Linked DNA regions of Homo sapiens: region 2 is linked to region 1. A link is a loop called in an ENCODE intact Hi-C map of the cell type or tissue named here. Cell type or tissue: gastrocnemius medialis. All regions are shown on one strand. Links, peaks and the distances in the headings refer to the core of each region. The heading gives the core; the rest is flanking DNA.

Evidence for each region. A loop is a pair of places that touch in the nucleus more often than their neighbours do. Peaks named below come from ENCODE experiments on the same cell type or tissue, not always from the same donor. Only the 100,000 strongest peaks of a DNase experiment are listed, where the experiment ranks them.
Region 2: it touches region 1 in a loop (3-fold over the local background); 2 of 110 quality-filtered maps call a loop at or near these places.

The regions. Positions count from the first base shown.
Region 1 is chr2:85,702,788-85,712,939 of GRCh38, reverse strand. No RefSeq gene overlaps it. Among named protein-coding and RNA genes, the nearest start is that of GNLY, 14 kb to the right of the region's middle. RefSeq lists enhancers at 1,242-1,742, 1,743-2,243, 7,479-7,980. In gastrocnemius medialis, for the core only: a CTCF peak has its summit at 5,533 (motif pointing right); DNase peaks (open chromatin) are centred at 4,109, 5,559, 6,189, 7,169 and 2 weaker places; H3K4me3 peaks cover 267 bases; H3K27ac peaks cover 7,917 bases.
Region 2 is chr2:85,766,771-85,776,922 of GRCh38, reverse strand. All of the region lies in intron 2 of ATOH8 (atonal bHLH transcription factor 8), which reads right to left. Among named protein-coding and RNA genes, the nearest start is that of MIR6071, 12 kb to the left of the region's middle. RefSeq lists enhancers at 1-187, 188-688, 3,041-6,579 and a silencer at 6,923-7,217. In gastrocnemius medialis, for the core only: CTCF peaks have their summits at 4,367 (motif pointing right) and 4,573; DNase peaks (open chromatin) are centred at 2,102, 2,606, 3,627 and 4,342; H3K4me3 peaks cover 3,746 bases; H3K27ac peaks cover 7,698 bases.

The sequences.
Region 1 (10,152 bases), core at 1,143-9,142:
GATTTCACTGGGGTGCGGTGGGGTCCAGGTTCACACACATATACACTTCTAGACTTTTTCCTTATGGCCTCTTTCTAGGCAGGACATTTCCATCTTGGCCATGAAAACTTTGTCACTCCTAAACCTCTCTGTTTCTCTTCTTGAGGTTACCTTGAGCTAAATGGCTTCCTAGAGAAGCCAGACTTTTTCACTGTATCAGTGGCAGTTGGGTTATAGATTATCTTCAGGGGAAATTTTAGTTTATAAAAGCCCAAACCAGTCGTCGTTATCTAGGAATGAACTGTACAGCTCGTGGGTGTGGGTCCTTGTGTTGTCCCTAATCCGACCCCACTCCTTCCGGCTCTCCCCTGAACTCCCTGCGAGCCCAGCTTCAGGAGGTCTCCGTGGCCCCATCCTCCACTTCTGGTTCCACCCAGTCTCCTGCCTCCCATATTTCCCTTTTTTCTTTAGGTTCCCTCTTTGGGACGCAAGAACTGCCCTTGCCCACAGCTGGAGGGGAAGTGGAGGGCCCCTGCGTTGTTCCTGTGGGCCTACCGCGCGGCCAAGCCCGCTAAACTAGGGGGCGAATCCCCGGCCAGTCTGGAACAATCACATTCTCTTTCTAGGATCTGGGGCTGAGACACAGGGTCTCTGGTTAGCTGGCTGCATGAGCTCTATATCCAGAAGATCACAAGGCTCAGGGCCTGGGGCTGAGGCACAGGGTCTCTGGTTAGCTGGCTGCATGAGCTCTATATCCAGAAGATCACAAGGCTCAGGGCCTGGGGCTGAGGCACAGGGTCTCTGGTTAGCTGGCTGCATGAGCTCTATATCCAGAAGATCACAAGGCTCAGGGCCTGGGGCTGAGGCACAGGGTCTCTGGTTAGCTGGCTGCATGAGCTCTATATCCAGAAGATCACAAGGCTCAGGGCCTGGGGCCACCATCTGAGGAAACACATTTTGAAACCATGAGCAGCAATGATCAGGCAGGGTCTGCAGGCGCACAGCGGAGACGGGCAACCAGACAGGCCGGAGAGAAGGTCTGAGACAGTGACTGACAGCCCAACTTTGTCCCCAAGGAATGTCCCCATTCTTGTCCTCCTGGAGGCTGGGCTCTGAATCCTGCCCTTGGGCTCTGTGACATCCTCACCCTCAGTCCCTCTAAAGCTAAGCCAGCATTCACAGATTCATGTCGCCTGCCACCAACCAACCCCTGGGAGAGTCTCCAATGCTCACCACTCTCATAGGCACAATTTCGGATCCTAAGTCTGGGCCCTTCTGGCTCCCATGAGATCCCCTGAGTCCCTTCCTTTCCGGCTCCCTCTCAGCTTCAGAAAGGGCTAGCACCCTCAGCCCCTGCGGTCTGTTCCCCTAGGAGTTAAAGGAGAGATGGCCTCTTCCCTCCTGCGGGTTTCCTCCCACCACTTCCAGAGAACCCAGAGTTCTGGCCGGCATCTCCGGCTCCGGTTCCCATGGCAGAGCCTCTTCAGCACCACCCCCGTCATCCTCCTTCTGGAAACATCTCGGGACACACTTCAGTGGAACACCCTTGAAAACAGAGTAAACAGTGGTTTCCTCACATTCCTGTCAGCCTTTGTTTTTCGAGACTGAAGAGTCTAAACTGGAGAGTCCCCCACGCCGCCCTCCCCGCACTCCTTGGCACTGGCCTTGACCTTTGCTGGTTGTGGGTTGGGGAGCGGTCAGGGTTGCTGGGCTTGTACAGCAGTTTGAGGTCGCCTGTTAGGATCTCATGTCCTCCTCCATGGTCCCCACTTGACCCCACTCTGGCCCTGGGGGAGAATCAACGTCAAGTGACAAAGCCAGAAAACTCAACAGAGGCAGAGTGGCCACCTCCCAACCACTGCACTGCCCTGCCCTGCCTCCTCCTGCCGCAGCCCAGACAGCCTCCCAGGGCGTCTCCTGCAGCTGTGCCCCGACTGTCCCAGCCCTGGTAGGGCCGAGGGACCTGGCTTCTCTTCTAGGATGTGGTGTGGGCCTCAGGGGAGAGCTAGAACAATGCTGGGCCCCTTATCAACAGCTAATCCCATCCTGGTCAGCTCCTGGACTTCCCTTCTCAGAAACACCAACTCTTATTTTAACACATGGTGTGTTCGCTTCTGAGTCACCTAAGCCCTAATTGTGTGTGGACAGAGCAGTGGCAAGCCCTCCCTAATGCCGTGGCCACACTCTTCCAGGGAACAAAGAGCTAACACCTTCAAGTCCACCAGGAATGGGCCTGGCTTCCTTCTGCTCTTGTCACAAGCCCTGGGTGCCATAACGTGAAGGCACTGGAAGCAGAGACGCTGGAAATCATCAAATCCTACCCCTCACTCACAGCTGAGTTCACCGAAGCCTAAAGAGGGCCCGGCCTTGCTCAAAGTCACACAGCAAGGTCAGGACTCCTGGTCCAGGCCATTGCTTCTGAGACACACACCTTTCAGAGGTGTGTGTGTGAGGAGGCAGGAGGAAAACCCCAGGAAGTTTGCTTTTGTTGGAGTTTATTTCTATTTCAGTTTCCATTCTGTACTTGCCCAGAGGGGTGTTTGTCCTACCTCGGGGCTCAGCTCAGCAGCAGGAGGGGTTTCAGGCACCTCAGTCATCAGGATTATCTCTACCCAGAAGCAGACTATCAGGAACTCCCGTGTCAGAACCTCCAAGTGTCCCAAAGCGTGGCACTTCCAAGAGAAAGTGCTAAGTGGCTAGATAAATGGCTAATAACAAGAGTTGGTATGGTGTGGGGTGGTGGGGGGACCCCAGGCGCTGGCCCCATCCAGGGACATCTACAGCCCTGGAAACTGAGAACTGGGTCCAAAATGGCCTCCCACAGGCCCCAGGTGGTGCTTTACCACCACTCTGTTCCGAGAGTCTCTGAGAAGGATTTCTATCAAAGCCAAAAGGGGTTGAGGCTAATCCCCAACTCACCTTGCATGTGTCCCATGACTCAGCCCACTGCCCCATGTGCATTCTCATTCATCAGAAGGTGGGCTCCAGAGGCAGTCTGCGTGGGGTCAGAGCCCAGCTCCGCTACTTACGGGCCATGTAGAGAAGCGAGAGAGCCTAAGCGATGCACTCACTCTGTAAATGTGTGCAGTAACAGACCCTTCCTCCCAGGGATGGTTTAAGCATTGAAGCATTTGGAACAGTGCCTGGCATGTGATAGCTTAGATATCATCATCATCATCATCATTATCATCAATCATCATCACTATTATTATTTCAAGCACTCAACAGATACAATCTGCTTCCTCTGGATCCCTAAGTATATCCCTTAAGGGCCAGCATTGTGGAAGCAGGAAATGCTAAGTCCTGTGATCCTCAGGACCACGCCGGGTGCAGCTTTGGGGATCGCTATAAGATAGACATAAGCCAGCAGCTATGATCAGAACATTCCAGAACAGGAACAGAGGGTTTAGACAGTCTACTGTGTTCTACGATTCAGCCAAAACATCAAATGAGCATTTGCTGTGTGTGTGTTGCTCAACATTTGCCCAAACACTTCCCTTCTTTCTACTTCTGTGTCATGCTAAAGGTAGAAGGCAGACAGAAGTTTTCATTTGATAAAGAGACTGAAAACAAGAGAATTTGAGCTCTGGCCCCAGAGAGTTCCTAGCTTTTGATAATCTAATATCTGACACACTTTGTCATGTCTTTTTAAAGGATTTTTACTTACATATTTTTTATTGTAAGCTTGTTTTAGTTTTTAGCTTTGAAATAATATTAGACTTTGAAAACACTGCAAAAGTGGTACAAAGAATACTATATACCCTTCACCCAGCTTTCCAAAAAAAGCTGCACCACTGCACCGTATAATTATCCTAATTCTCACAACCAGGATAGGAACACTGATACAATACTGTGAACTGATCTCCAGACTTTATTCAAACTTTGTCAACTGTCCCACAAATGTTCTTTTTCTGTTCCAGGATCCTGCATTGCACTGAGTTGTCTCATTCAATCTGGGACAGCTTCCTCAGTCTTTGTCTTTCATGATGGTGCCACTTTTGAAGAGTGGTGGCCAATTATTTTGTAGAATGTTCCTCACTTTGGGTGTGTATAGTGTTTACTCATTATTAGATTGTAGTTACGCATTTTTGGCAAGAACACCACAGAAGGGACAGTGAGTCCTTCTCAGTACATCACAGCAGGAGGCACAGGATGCTGGTACATCTTGTTCCTGGTGATCTTAACTTTGATCACTTGGAAAAGGTGGTACCTACCAGACTGGTCCACTGCACAGTTATTATGCTATTGTTCCCTTTGCAATTAATAAGTCTCTTGTGAAGAGGCTTTGAGACTATATAAATATTTTGTTTCTCATCACATTTGCAGCCATTAACTTCAGTGTTCATTGATGGTTCTTGCCGGCCACAGAATCATCTATGAACACTGAAGTTAATGGCTGATATATATACCTAATATATATACCTATAACACATATATATAGTAGATAAACTGTTATAGTTATATATGTATGTGTATGTATATATAGTTATATCTATAACTATAACTGTTTTTATATCTACCTAATATATATACCTATAACAGTTTCTATATCTACCTACGTATATAAACCATCCATTCACACCAATTCCTCTGATTCTAATCCAGCTCCATAGGGGGTATTCTAACCTTCCCCCTTTCCATATTTGTTATGCTTTTTCAACAGTGAAAAACCTGGTTCTCACTCTCTGCCACATATTTACTTATTTGATTAATTGTGGAATGCACTTGAGATAGTTTCAGGATTTTGGATGCCTTTTTTATGTTTGTGTAATTTTAGTCAATAAATGTTGTTAAGGTTAAAGGTGAAGCAAGACAGACTTGGTTAAGTGTGTAAACTCTGGAAGTTGGAAGTTATTTAATCTTTCTGAGTCTCACCTTCCTTATCTGCAAAATAGGAATAATAACAATGTGTAGCTCATAGGAGTGCAGTGAGGATTGAGGGAACGTACGTAAAGTGTTTAGCACATAGGAAACCCTAAATAAATGGTACACATTTTTATGAGCTATTGTTTAGGAAATAAAGTGAAATTTTCTATGAGTACCCAATTGTTTTAATAAAAAGTTGACCCATATATCAGTTGATGTGAGGGAAACAAGAAAGAGGTTGGAAGCGCTGAAGCTTTCCATACAATTTCTCTTTCCACATAGTTATGTGCCACACAATGACGTTTCAGTCAAAGATGGACTACATATATGACAGTGGTTTCATAAGATTATGATACCATATTTTTACTGTACCTTTTCTATGTTTAGATATGTTTAGACACAAATACTTACTAGCATGTTACAATTGCCTAGGGTATCAGTACAGTAACACCCTGTAGGGGGTTGTAGCCTCAGTGAAATAGGCTATACCATATAGCCTAGGTGTGAAGTAGACTATACCATCTAGGTTTGTGTGATACTATCTAGGCTTGTGTGAGTACACTCTATGATGTTTGCACAACGATGAAATCACCTAAAGACGCGTTTCTCAGACCGTATCTGTATTTCTGTGGTTAAGTGATTCGTGACTTTACGCAGTTGTAGAAGCTGATCATTTTCCTCCACTAGGTGGCAGCATATGTGTCGTTGCCTTTAAGGCGGGTTCCTTATGAGACGACCCAAGCATGTTGGAGAAAGAAAACAACTTCGGAATTAGGATCCTCATACAAAATGTGAGAAATAATCCACAACTTTAAAAAAAGAAAAGAAATGCCCCATCCCTAAGCACACTTTTGAAATACCCACAGTGAATTCAAGCAAATCTGCCCAAACCTGGTCCAGGCCGCAGGACACCTGCTCCTGGTGGGTGGGTCTCAGGTCCCCCAGGACTTGGAATGTCATCCCTGGGGTGGAGGGTGGACAGAGCTTATTGAGGTCCCAAGCCAGGCAAGGAGCTGGGCAGGTTCTCGGGCTCTGCCCCTTCACACTCAGATCTCCCCGACCCAGGGCCTGGTGGGGCTTACAAAGACGCACAAAGTCATGCGTGCAGGCTCTCTATCTGGGGCTGGAGAAGCAAGAGGCTCCATTTGAAGCAAGAAACAGAGACCCACTCAACATGGCTAAAAAGGGGGGTGAGAGGGGGGCAATGGGGCCCCACTGTGGGACCTTGTGTCCATCTAACCACAGAATAAGAGGCTCAGACACAGGAAATCAAGATGACGGCAGTCACTTCCCCTGTTAGTGTCCTCATACTACCAGTCCTGCTCCCATGAGTGGCAGGAGAGGGCAAGAGGCACCCACGGGGGGCGTGCTGGAAGTCTGTTGCAAGAACCCCAGGGTTTTCGGCCTGAGCAAGGGGAAAGCATATCTCACTTAGGTCACCATTTTTCTACGGGTAAATCTCCATCCAGTTCCTGATTCTGTCAGAGACATCTCTTCCTATTTGGAAGTACCACAGTGACAGTACCCACCTGCCAGCACAAGCTGTGCTGGGAATTTGGCACTGCCTATTCCTCTGCCTATCTTCTTTTGGAGAATTATCTGGCACCTACTTTGTACAGTCTTGGTGGAGAGTAAACCCAGCATCCGCCATCCCATTCCTAAGACAAAAGGGTCTTCCAGGTGCCCTGCCGCTGCCTGACTTTCCTCTCGCCATCTTACAGCAACCAAAGGCAGGCATGAGAACTAAGCTTGGACTTGCTTTCCTAGGAATGTGACTATGGAGTAAGAAACACAAGGACAGAAGGAGTGGTGGAAGCTCATTCATCCCAGTAATGGCACCTAGGCAAGACTGTGGAACCGTCCCTGCTTCCAAAACCATCTGAGCTGCCTGGCCCCTGTCTGTTTAAGCTCTGTTCTAGTCCTTCCCTTCCATCCTGTGGCAGCCATGGCCGCCCTGTCACTTCCCTTGTCTTAATTTAGGCTGAGTCCATTTCTGCTTCTTATCATCAATGAGCCTGGCCTTATACGAGCTCATCCTGAGGAAGAAAGAATTCCTATTTCCCCTTCCGAGGGAAGACCAAGGTGGAGCCTAAAGAAAAAATATGACCTTCCTACCCTGAGGGAATAAACTTGCTATGATTCTTAGCCGAAAAGAAGTCTACATAATTTGCTAGGCCTAACCAACAGCCAGTTGGTAACTTCTAAGCAGAACATGGAAAACCTGAGTGTGCTTGGCAGAAAGTTAGGACACCTGTTATGAAAAGGGAAGAGAGGAGTGGAATTTCAAGTGGTTACTCAACTCACCCACTCTCTATTGCATCACTCCTCAGACTTGTGCTGGGAACATTGCAGGGTCAAGCCCATTGCCTCACAGGATGAAGGAAATGGTCAACACTGTCAGGGACTTGGTTTTCCTCCCCCCAGCCATTTCCAGTCCTGTGCAGAGCATTCTGGTCCTGCTATTCCTCAAGGATATGTGCCCAGATTATTTACCCCAAGTTACAAGGGAGCTCAGGCCTCCATTCTTTGGAGAAAGGTGGATTTGTGTGGTGGTTCACAGCTAAGACTGCCTGGATTCAAATCCCAAATCTGCCAAGGCAATTATGGGGACTGAGCCCCCAACCTGTGGGATCTGACACTGTCTCCAGATAAATAGCGTCAGAATTGAGTTGGAGGACACCTAGCTGGTGTCCACTGCGGAACTGACTGCTTGCTTGCTGGTGGGGAGAAACAGCCACGTATTTAGGAGTCAGAGAAGTCTTCTGTGTTGATTGTTGTTGTGTTGGTGTAAGAGCAGAGGAAAAACATGGTTTGTTTTTCCATAAAAGGCATTGTTGAAAACAACAGAGCAATCAGCCAGGAATTAGCGTAGTTTAACGGATAGCTGTGGTCAGAGAAAGAAATAGATAAGAGAGCCCCGCCAAAACCACTGTCATTACAGGATGACTGTGGGTACACTCAAGGCAACGCTCCTTAAGGTGCAACATCAGAGGCTTCACACTGTGGCAGGTGGGGGAATTCACTAAAATAATCCAACCAGTCACCAAACAACAAAACAAGTAAATAACAGTATCAAGCTTGGGTAGGGGCAGGGGGATGACCGGTAGCCAGATATGTGACAATATATTGTCTAAAAAGCCCAGTTTCCCAGAGAAACTTAAGAGCTATAAAAAGAAATAAAAGAGTGATCCATACACACACACACAAAAAAAAAACAGGAACAGAAACTGCCTGTGAAAGCAACCAGATATCAGATTTAACAAAGATTTCCTAGCAACCATTATAAATATGTTCAGAAATAACTAAAGAAAACTGTGATTGAAGAAGTAAAGAAAGATATGATGATAATGTCTCATCAAATAGAAATATTAATACAGAGATAGAATTATTCTTAAAAAGAACCAAATGGAAATTCTGGAGTTGAAAAGTACAATAACTAGTGGGGCACGGTGCCTCACACTTGTAATCCCAGCACACTGGGAGGTCGAGGCAGTCAGATCACCTGAGGTCAGGAGTTCGAGACCAGCCTGGCCAACATGGCAAAACCCCATCTCTACTAAAAATACAAAAATTAGGCTTGGTGGTACGCGCCTGTAATCTCAGCTACTCGGGAGGCTGAGGCAGGAGAATTGCTTGAACCCAGGAAGCAGAGGTTGCAGTGAGCCAAACTTGCGCCACTGCACTCCAGCCTGGGCAACCAGAGCAAAACTCCATCTCAAAAAAAAAAAAAAAGAAGAAGAAGAAAAGTACAATTACTAAAATGAAAAATTCACTAGTGGAGCTCAACAGTAAATCTGAACAATCAGAAGAAAGAATTAGCCAACTTGAAGATATTAATAAATCAATAGAGATTATGCAATCCAAAGAACAGAGAGAAAATAGAATGAAGAAAAATAAACAGAGCCTCAGAGGACTGGTACACCATAAGCACGCCAACATATGCAGAACAGAATACAGAAGAGAAGGAGACAAAGAACAAAACAGAAAAAAATAGTTGAAGAAATAATGGCTGAAAATGTCACGAATTTATTGAAAAACAATCTACATACCCAGGAAGCTCAATAAACTCTAAATAGGATACATGCAAAGAGATCCACAAATAAATATATCACATTAGAAATGCTGAAAGCCGCCGGGCCTAGTGGCTCACGCCTGTAATCCCAGCACTTTGGGAGTTCAAGGTGGGTGGATCACCTGAGGTTAAGAGTTTGAGACCAGCCTGGCCAACATGATGAAACCTCGTCTCTACTAAAAATACAAAAAATAATTAGCTGGGCATAATGGTGGGGGCCTGTAATCCCAGCTACTTGGGAGGCTGAGGCAGGAGAATCGGTTGAACCCAGGAGGTGGAGGTTGCAGTGAGCTGAGATGGTGCCACTGCACTCCAGCCTGGGTGACTGAGCAAGACTCTGTTGAAGGAAGGAAGGAAGGAAGAAAGGAAGGAAGAAAGGAAGGAAGGAAGGAAGGAAGGAAGGTGGGAGGGAGGGAGGGAGGGAGGGAAGGAAGGAAAGAAAGAAAGAAAAGGAAGGAAGGAAGGAAAGGAAGAAGGAAGGGGAGAAAGAAAGAGAGAGAGACAGAAAGAAAAGCTGAAAGCCAAATACAGGGAGAAAATCTTGACAGCAGCAAAAGAAAAACAATTCATCACTTACAAGGGAACCCCCAATTATTAACAGGTGCCTCCTCATCAGAAACAGTGGAGTGCAGATGAGTCCAGATAGCAGTGGGGAAACACACCTCCAGGATAGACTATGTGGTAGCCCATAAAACAAACGTCAATAAATTAAAAAGGATAGAAAGAATACAAAATATGTTCCCTGACCACAACAGAATAAAACTAATAATCAGTAACAGAAACAAATTTGGGGAACTCACAAATATGTGAAAATTAAACAACACACTCCTAAATAACCAATGGATTAAAGGAAAAATCAAGAGGGAAATTAGAAAATACCTTGAGGTGAAAGAAAATGAAACCACAGCACACCAAAACTTACGGGTTGTAGCTTAAGCTGTGCCAAAAGGGAAATTTGTAGCTGTAAATGCCTATAATGAAAAAGAGGAAGATTTGAAATCTTCGTCTCAGAAATCCCATTTTAAGACAATGGAAAAAGGCTGGGTGCAGTGGCTCACATCTGTAGTCTCAGCACTTTGAGAGGCCAACGCAGGAAGATCATTTGATGCCAGGAGTTCAAACCCAGCCTGGGCAACATAGCGAGATCTATCTCTAAAAAAAAGAAAAGTAAATTAGCTGAGCATGGTGGCCTGTGCCTGTAGTCCTAGCTACTTGGGAGTCTGAGGCAGGAAGAT
Region 2 (10,152 bases), core at 901-8,900, 64 kb before region 1:
GGGCTGGCAGGAAAGCGAGGCGGGAGGCACAGCTGCTGACAGGGGGATGGACAGCTCTCAGCAATGCCCGGTCACGGCTCTCCAGATTCCAGGTGGGCTCCAAACGGCTCACTCCCAGAGCTGCCCAACATGTGCCCAGCTGCCTGGCTCTGCCCTGCCCTGCCCTGCCACTGAGGGTCCATCTTTAATGGCTCCTGGGCCCTGTGCAGGTAGAGCAATTTTGAAATCCTTGAAGTCAATCAGCCGCCTTCCAGGGAGTACCTCCTTCCCATGTGCATGGGAAATCGGCCCACCATGCAGGAGGCCCTCCACCGGACCCCAGCAGACGGTGCCTACGGACGCGCCAGCACACCTGCGTGTGTGCATGCATGCACATTCTCTAAGTCACTGCGTGAGGAGGGGACACTGAAGTCCCTCTGCCCACCTTCCTGATGGGCCAGCAGTGGCCTCCAGTGACCCTCTCTGAGTGCTGTGCCTCCAGTTGACAAAATGCTTTCACAGCCCTCATTTCCTCAAACGCTCCTCACCTGCTTTTATCCATATTTTATGAGGAAAGTGAAGCTTGTTGAAGGCAAGTGCCTGAGGTTACGGAGCTCCTGAGTGGTTGAGCTGAGACTCAGACCATGCCTCCAAGCCTCAGGCCCCAAGCCGCCAGGCAACCCCTGAAGCTCACACCCTCACCTTTGAGAGAACAGAGGACAGAGGACAGCGGTGGCCTGGATTCAGCCTGTCCAAGCCCCACCCAGCCCTGCCCAGCTGCTTGAGCCTGGGCGACTTCGCCTCATCTCACTCCCATGTTTAATAATGTGGACCCCAGGAGCTTGTTCTAGGATTCAAGAAAATCATGGGTGTGAGAGGGCTCTGCAAACCGGAAAGTGCAGTGCACAGGAACGAGGTCGCTGGGGGCCTAGTCAGGTCATTTCAGTTCTGTGAACCTCAGCACTGTCACCTGAAAATGGGGCTGGTGACACCCAATTTGTGGGGCTGTGGTGAGGACTGGGCAAGCTCAAAGAAGTGGGGCTCTGACATTGTGGTTAAGGTAATGACAACAGTTAGCTCCCCAGGAAGAAAACCACCTTGTCACAAATCAGGGTCAACCCTCCAGACACGAGCCACATGGCTGTTTTCTCTGTTGCCCTCCCAGCTGACAGACCTTGATGTTTTTCTCGGGTTCGAGGGGAGCATCTTCCTTTGGAGGAAGGGAGGGGCTGTCTGGGCAAGACTGACTGCCCTGGTGAGGAGAAACACTCTTCCTAGCATGGCCCCCTACCCTGACTGTAGATGCAGCTTGAGGATGAAAAGCTCGGTGCTGTGGCAACCACTCTGCAGCCATGAGGCAAAGATCAAAAGAAGCCTGGACTCTTGGATCCCAGGGAGCAGCTGATTTCTGAACTATGAAAAATGCCAGCCCCTGTTAGTTTAAGCTGCTGCTTGAGGGGTTTCTGTTATTTGAAACACAGTGCTTTCCTTGCAGATTCAAGGGAACAAGGGTATGAGCCCAACTGGAGCACAGGAGAGCCCAGGGGCATCTCCCTAGCTGTGTCCTAAAGCCCCTAGTTAATCCTTCCCTAGAAGGGAATGTCCCTTGCCATCAGCATAGGGACATTCAGCCCTAGCAGTGTGGATTTTAGTGGAAAGAATGGTGTGTCATTATTTGGGGGCCCTAGTATGTGCCAGAAGACAGGACACAAAGAGAAAGGGGCTCACAGTCTAGCCAGAGACACAGGCATTTAATCCAACACTGTGTAACATAGTGTCATGGGATGTAATATCACATCGCATCCTATGTCACATAGCATACCACCTAAAAATATAATATAATACAATGTAATGACATGAAATCTAATATATCACATAATAGAGTTTCATATTGTCTAACATTTTAACTCATTACTTTAAAAGCATATCACATGATGCTCTCCTGAATTAGACCAAAAGCATCCCTGTGCTACGACACCCTGAGGAAGGAGCTGGGGTTGGGGTCAGGGAGGGCTTTCAGGAGGAGCTGAGCCTTCCAGAATGAGCAGGAGTTAGCCAGGCAGACAGTGGAGAAGGGCATTCCAGGCAGAAGGGATGGCATGAGCACAGAGGCCAAAAATAGCCCCTTTGAGCAAGGAGTTCTGTGCTGCTGGGGTGTAAATTGGGACATAGGGAGTGACCGGCCAGGGCCAGGTCACTTGGGGGGCCTATCAGGTGTTCTATTGAGTCTGGCCTCATCCCTTGGCCTGTAGGGAGCCCCCTAGGCCTTAGGGGAGCTAAGTAGGGGATGGAGTGAGGCAGTCTGACCAGCTTTCAGCAGAGCAGCCAGGAGGGGCTCTGGTGGGGCTGACAGCCAGGGCAGCTAAGACAGGCGCCGGTGGCTGTGAATTCTGGGCAGAGGTGGCAAGATGTTAAAGGAGAGAATGGCTCCCGACTTCACCCTCTAGAAACACTTATCCTGGGAGCACAAGGAAGGTTTGTTGTTTCCCATGGAAACTGCTTTCTGGTCTGCTGGGGCAGGTAGAAAGGGCATGGCCTGTTTAAGGATGGGATGTGGGGAGCCAGGGCCTGCTGACACCCTGTCTGAGGCCTCGCACTGTGCCAGGTGCAGGGCTCAAGGCTGAGCAGTGGGCAGGGCAGCCCTGTCCTCCTCTTCCTCTTGTCCTCTGGAAGCCTCAGAGTTCAAAAGCAATTTCTGGTCACTAGGCTGACGCCATGCCATACCAGGGGCTGGGGACAGTGGTTCCTCTTCCTTCCTCGGGTCCTCCTTGCCTTTGGCCCCACGAAGACCAACTTCTTGGGCAGGAGACATGGGAGGGAGAGCAGATTTTGCAAAACAATATTACGTCCTTTATGCCACTAATCCATGAACAGACCCAGGAGCTGGTGGGGTAGCTTCATGATAACTAATCAGGGTCCTGAGGTTAAAACACTTGAGCACCCGGCCGCACGGCCCCCAAGGGAAGAGTAGGGACCAGCTCCAGCATCCAAACCAGATACCTGCCCCCAGAGGTCACTCAAGGAGAGAGGATCCCGTGGGCCTGCGCTGAGCCCTTCAGATGGTGAGACAAATGGCCCTAAAACTGTGATAAACATCAATATTTGGTCCTGCCAGAGCTGCCATCTCTCTAACTGGAAGTGGGAGGAAAGCTGAGAGGAGGGCAAGAGGAATGAGGTGCAGGAGCCTGTGTAAAGATGAAATGCAAAAAGCCCTCCAAAGCCCCAAATGTGAGGCTTTTGCAAAGCCGGCCACCCACAGCCGTGTCAATGACGGGCTTTTTCCACTGCTGGGGTGAGGGGCTGCTGGGGCTTCTGGATCTGGGGAGGCAGCCCATGGAAAATGGGTGCAAAGAACTGAGAAAGGAAAGGGGAAACTCCCAGTACCCTGCCACTGACCTGTGTCCCCCCATCACATCACCACTGTCTGACACATGGCAGCCCCAGGCCCAACTCAGCTCCTCCCTCAGTGTCCAGGGGCTGTGAGGAAAGCAGCCCAGCCTTGCCCTTCTCTCCTTTCCTCCCCAGGGCTGGCTTCCAGTTGCCGGCCCTGCCCCAGGACCCCACAGCCCCTGACAGGCCACCCAGTGACTGCTCCCAGGAGGTGCCCAGGTTCCAGGCAGACATATCCCAGAAGGCTTTGGCGGCAGCAGCCAGTTCTTAAAAAAGGCTTCATGTCATGCTGCAGTCAGCGGCAGAGCCGAGGCACCGGCGTATTTATGAATGTGATTGTCCTCCCAGAACATCTCCGTGAAGCTCTCTGATGAGCTGATGGGGGTCTCTGCATGGTGTCCGGTCTCCCAGACCCTCCCTCTGAGGAGACATTGTTCTCGTCTGTGTGCATGGGGTTTATTCAGGGTGACGGCGGAATGACTCTGCCATGGCGCTGCCTGTTTTGAGCCTCAACACTGAGATGCGCTCCCAAGCACCTTCTTGCTCCCATGTCCCCTCCAGCTGTTTTCTTAGGAAAATAGTCACTTTCAACCATCCCCAGTGACAACAGCCTTGAGAAAGAAAAGTTCCGCAGTGTCAGGAGCACTAATGAGGTGGCCTTCGGGCTCGCAGAGGAGGAAGAAAAGTCACAACTGATGTGAGAAGAGGAAGAAACAACATTAAAAGAAAACGGGAAAAAAATAAAAACCAGAGATAAAAAGTCAAGAGAAAACAGCGGCGCCTGAGAAACAAGAATTCCAGCCGCCAACTTTTACGGCGTCCAGTCCTGTTATTCATAAGCGAGTTTCCTCTCTCACAAAGAACCTTTTGCACGGTTTTCCCTGCTGCCTCCAAACCAGCTGCTCGCGCTGTTGTATCCTGAGTGATGATGAGGCTCTGAAAGGGTTTTTTGGGAACAGATGGCCAGGGGAGAGCTGGGGAATGTGCCAGCAGAGGGCCGGGCGGGCTGCCAAGGCCTGTGGTGACTGAGTGCTTGGGCTTCCAGCTCGCGTGCTTTCCCTGCCCTCTGCCCTCCGTGGCGCCAGCAGGCCTTCCCAGCGAGCGCTCGGAACATCTGGAGTCTGGGGCTGCCAGGAGGGGGGGCCGCGGCGGCCGGGCGGGGGACCCTCTGTTCCAGCGGAGCTCCCATGGACTCACCAGCAGGCCCGCCTCGCAGAACAGCTAATCAAAACCACAGCGCCCGAATGGGAACCAGGCGCGCTCCCAGCTGCAGCCAAAGGCCGCCAGGCGACTTAACCTGGTGTCAGTCCTCGCCGGCGGCACAAAGCTGGGGGTGCCCGCAGCTGATGACACCTCCCTGCCCAACCCACCCCTCGCTACCACCAGGGCCACCACCAGCAGGCTCTTGGCTCCCCACAGCTAAATGGAGCCTGCACTGCGCTGCAGCCGGGCTGCTTACATAAGAGCTGTTGCTCTGGGCAAGGGACGGCACCAGGCACTTGCTGGGGGCCTCCTGGGCACAGGCCACTGTGCTGGGCAGTGTGCGAGCTTCAGGCAGCGGGCTGGCCTCAGGACTGAAGAGCTCAGAACTCAGAACCAAAGAGATAAAACAGGTTGGAAACTGAGCTCTGCCACTTCCTGGCCATGTGGCCCCAGGCAAGTTACGCCCTTCTCCTGGCCTCAGTCTTCCATCTGTGCAATGAGGGAAGTGGTCCCAACTTTGGGGTTAGTATAACACGGGGTAGAGATAATGTGAGTGGGATGCCCATAAGGGGACACAATGGCACTCACCACATGGTTGATGTGCTTGGTGGTGGCAGTGGTCTGCTGCAGTGCCGATTAGCATTATTATATGACCACATGTTATGCATGTTTCTTGGTATGACTCCCTCTACTTTGACATCCGAGGATTTCTGGATGGGCTGCAGGCTGCACCCTATGCTAAGGGTGCAGGACCAGGGGTTTGAGCTGAAGTGCTAGAGGGGAAAGAATCTCTCACTCAGAAAGGTTGGTCCTTCCCCATCTGCCTTTTGGCTGGTCGGTCATTCATCCACCCTGGCACTGCCCTTTTCTGAGCTGTTCCTTCCCGGGGTTCCAATTAAGTTGTTACCTTGTAGCTATAAATTCATGAGATTTCCTCTCTGGCACTCACCGGGAACACCAGCCCTTTCTCATATGGGGTCTTGTTTAATCCTTTCAGCAAGGCAGCAAGGCAGATTTGTGTGCTTTCACTTTACAGATGAGAGGACTGGGGATCAGAGAGGTCAAATAACATGCCCAAGGCCACAGAGCGAGAGTGACAGTGCCAGGACTCAAATCCAGGTCTCCAGCCCCAGAACTCTGCACTTTGCCTACTTCACAGTTTTGCTGAGGGCCGCCATAGCGTGCGTTCCTGTGCCTTAAATGATAGCACTACAGAGCACCAGAAAGAACCACAGCGTTCTCTGGGGTTAGCCCCCACCCTACACAGACACCCCTTCTCCAGCGTCCCGAGAGCCACTGAGCCTCCACAGGGGCTTCCAGAGGGGAATCTTGGCTCAGAGGTGCCCCAGGGGGTTCTCTGCATTCCCCAGTGTGGTCAGTTAGGGCATCAGAGGGGACTTCCCACGTCTCAGAGACCTTCTGAGCAGGAAGAGCTGGTTTTTCTCCCTAGGTCAGAGATCCTGAGTTTTCATTCATTCTCAGTGTGTTGGGGAGAAGGGTGGGGTCTGGGAGCGCATGTTGAGGGTGGGGAGCAATTTGGAAAAAGAGAGAGGAGGAGGAAAGGGGCAGAGAGTGTGAAAAGAGGGAGGAAGCGGCACCCCAGCCTTTCCCTGCGCCTCGCCTCGAGACCACCCGGGGAACCTCAGAGGCACGGTCCACGTTCAGGGAAAGCCAGCTCAGCTCACCTGGGAGGCTCCCCAGCCAATGACCCCTCCAGCCCAGGCCCTGCCAGACTTGTGGCCTAACAGTGTCAAATGGGAGAAGAGAAACGGCAGCTGAGAGAACACTCCGTGTTAGAACAAACAGCTGGCGACAAACGTCTATGTAATTGGAATGCCAGAAAAAATAAATTGCATCCATTTTTATGGCTAGTTGGGAATTTGATGGTGGTTTCCCACCCACCCCCCTTTTCCCCAGCATAGATGGCCTCCTTGGGCTTTGAAAGCAGATGGTATTTAACTTAATAACTGGGCCGGGAGGGGGTTGGATATGTGAGCCACCAACCTCCCCTCAACCCCACTCCCATGTGAGAAGCAGGACAGGGAAGCAGTAGGAGCTGGGGGCACACACCTCTGTTAGTGGTTAGGTGATCTCAGGCAAGTTCCTTGGGCTCAGGGAGCCCCGGACTCACCATCTGTGCATCAGACAACACCAGTCCCCCACCTCAAGGGTTGGTGAGAGGAGCCCACGAGGTGATACCCGGGAAGCACCAAGCACATGCCTGGCACATGATCCACGCTCTCTGAACATCAGATGTCGCCAGTATTCTCAGGGCAAACCGCCCTGAGGTCCCAACAGTCTCTAGGAGCGACTTTCAAATCTCTGTGAAATGCCCTGAGAAGTAACACAGGGGTCAGTCATTAAAGCAGAAAGAGGATTTAGGTGGGCTTGGCAAGGGCCTTAGAAATCACTTATGACAGCTCCTCACTTTTCAGAGACAAGGCCTCAGCAGGGCTGACAATGTACATGGGAGGTAGGAACAAAGCTGGGACAGTGCCCCTTGGTGGGCACCCTAGGGGCCATAGGTGGAACTGAATCCAGGCAGGGTGCGGCTCTGGAGACTCCGCCTCCCACAGTCCACAGAAGGGGCTGGCACCCAGGGATCCTGTCCGAGGCCTGGGCTCAGCTATCCAGACAGAAGGGGGCCCCTCCTACACACCCTCAGCTCACACCAAACCCCCTTCACCCGACAAAATCCAATATGCCTTCATCTTGTCCCTGGCACCGAAGCTACGGGGTCTGCACCCAAGACGTTCTTCCAAAGCGGACCCAGGCCATACTAGGACCTGCCTCCTGTCCCCAGAAAGCAGCAAGGAAAAGAGGGAGGACACAGATCTCATGAAGCTGCACTGGCTTAATTGCCACCTCTGGCTTCAGATTACCCACAGGGCCAGGAGCAAACCTCCCAGCCCTGCAGACCCCGCCTTCCCAGCACTGGCACACGGCTGCAGGCACACCACCCGGGGGGGTCTAGCTTGCTGGCTAAGCCTCTGGTACAGCCCTCAACTCAGCACTTTCTGGTTCGTCTTGTCTCCCATGCAAAACCAGGGCCTTTGAGCAACTTGAGGGCAGGAACTTACTGGCCATTTATTGCCAGGGCTCAAAACATGCTATCAATTTGAGTAGCTGTTGTTGTAGTTAGTATTATACTACCTGATGGCTTAAAATCATTAGAAGACAATGCCCTGGTTTGTGCAAAATCAGTGCTTTCCTATTCCATAGATCTGGGGGTGGCCCACCCAGCCCAGGTGTGGAAGAACAGTTCTGCCTCCTCCTTGTCTTCCTCTTTCCCCTCCTCCTCCTCAGAAGCTCCCAGGAGTTGCTGCTTTAAAAACAGGAGCTGTGGAAAAGTGGCCCAGAGCCAGGTGCTTAACGTGCATTATCTCCGGCTGCAGCCGGAGTCAGAACTGAACTCCCCAGAGTCCTTCCAGGCCTCCCGCCCGTCTCTCTGCTGGGCGGCCTCTGACATGGGCCTCTGCACTACTGGGGCTTCCAAATGGGGCTCCAAATCCTCAAAGTCATGATCTGTGAGGCCCAGAAGGGGAGGATTCACTGGCCAAGGAATGCAGGTTCCCCACCCCCTGCCGAGGAGGGCTGAGATGGGCGGAAGGATGCACCTGGGCTTGGAGGGGGAGCTGAGTGCCCTTTAAATCTCATTCTTAATGCTGACCTGGACCCACAGTGCAGCTCCTCGGGGTGCGAGGGACCTCAGAGGACACTGAGCTCAACCTCCCAAGTGGGCATCTTGAAGGAGGGTCGCCCAGCCTCTTTTGGACACAGTAGCTCTGAGGGAAGCAGTCCCTGCATGGGACAGTTCAAATGGCCGCCAATCACACCAGCGATGACCACTGCCATCACAGCTGCTACAGCAGGCATCTGCTTGCGGCCTCACAGCCTTTGGTCCAGATTTTTGCTCCCAGGCTTCTGCAACCCTGCCTGACAGGCCTGTCAGCAGTCCTCTACCCTAAGGCTTTAAACCCCAGCTAACATGCAACTGAGTTGCCAGGAGGGTGACTGTGAAGCTATGGGCCACCATGCACCTTGTCAGGAATTCCTTTACCAGGCAGGCTTCCACAGCCACAGCACATGGAGCGGCAAGCGTGGCTCATTGGGGTAGGAAGGGCTGGGAAGCAAGTAGGCCTTAGGTGGTCATCTCATTTTCCAGAGAGGAACAGCAATGGACTCCAGCAACCCTGAGTGGTCGTGAGAGGGACAGTGGCCTGAAGTCAGGTGGAGGGGCCTCACAGAGAAACTACACACTCGTAATATCATTCAGACTCAAACTGGGCCCACGCTCCTGTCCCAGGGCCATCTCCAAGGTGACGCCAAGAGGCAAGCCCCAGGGTGGTGGCCCAGGGACTGTGTGCTAATCCAGACCCTGTGTGGTGGGGACTCCAACCCATGAACCCACCTCCTGACCCAGAGAGGGCAAAGCAGGTCTGGATGGAAGGCTCTAGTTCTCACCCCTCTCCTGCCCTCCTGTGCCCCTGCAGGACTCTGGGCAATCTCTCCAGCCCTCCTGGGTCCCCTCCACAGTCCACAGCTTCCTGATGGCCCCTGATGGCTAGAAATTTGTGTTAGAAGCAGAAATTCTTTGGTTTGCTTTTTCCTTTTTCTCACCCTAACCACTCCTGGTTCCCAAATCCTCTAGACCAAGAAGTGTTCAGTCGCTGCATGATGGTGGGGACTATGTGGTAAATTATTTTGTACCTGCACTGTGTCAGGTACATAGAGGGTACTCAATAGCTGTTCATGGAAGGGAAGGGAAGGAGAGGGGAGGGGAGGGGAAGAGGGAATACCAAGAAGCACTTTGAGATTCCCATCTCTTGCTTGGGGACCCCTACAGTAGTCACATGTCCTGTTGAGCGGGGGTAGACAACTGCTGAAGAGGGTGAACGGTGGGGAAGAGGGGCTCTTCCTCCCAGCACCTGTTATAAGTTCCTGGGCTTCCCCTGGCCCCTGCCTGGCTCCCAGGCTGTGGTGTGGCAGGACTGAGCGCTGTGAGCAGTGCATGCTCTCAGTCACCTCTTCCCAAAAACTCATAACCACGTGCAATCTACTGGTAGACCTTTGCAAGTCTTTTCACAGAAATAATCCTAGACATGAGGAAAGAATATTTGTTGGTTCAATTGTCCTGGGGGTTGATTCCCCAAACAGAATCTCTGTAAATGGAGGTGGGGCCTCAGGAGTCCCAGGCTGGGAGGCACAAAACGAAGAAAATAAAACCGGTGAGGTTCCAATTGCAACTCGAAAGCCAGGACACATCTAAAGATGGGCTCCTCATTCAATGCCATCTCAAGCCCCCCAAAAAAAGGGAAGGACAAGGGGCCCCAGGAGGCAGGGAAGTACCCTCCCCTGGGGCTTCAGGCCCCCTCGGTGTCAGGGCCCATGAGTCCACTCTGGGGCAGGACATCTGCCGAGGGGACCAGCTAAGGCCAGCTATGCTGGGCTTCAGTGTGGGGCCACACATCCCCACCAAGAGAGCGGATAAAGAGGGGAACAGTGTGAGCCAGACTCAGAGAGAAAGACAGGTAGACAGACAGATGGAGGGTGACAGCTAGCAATTATGACCGCAAAAGC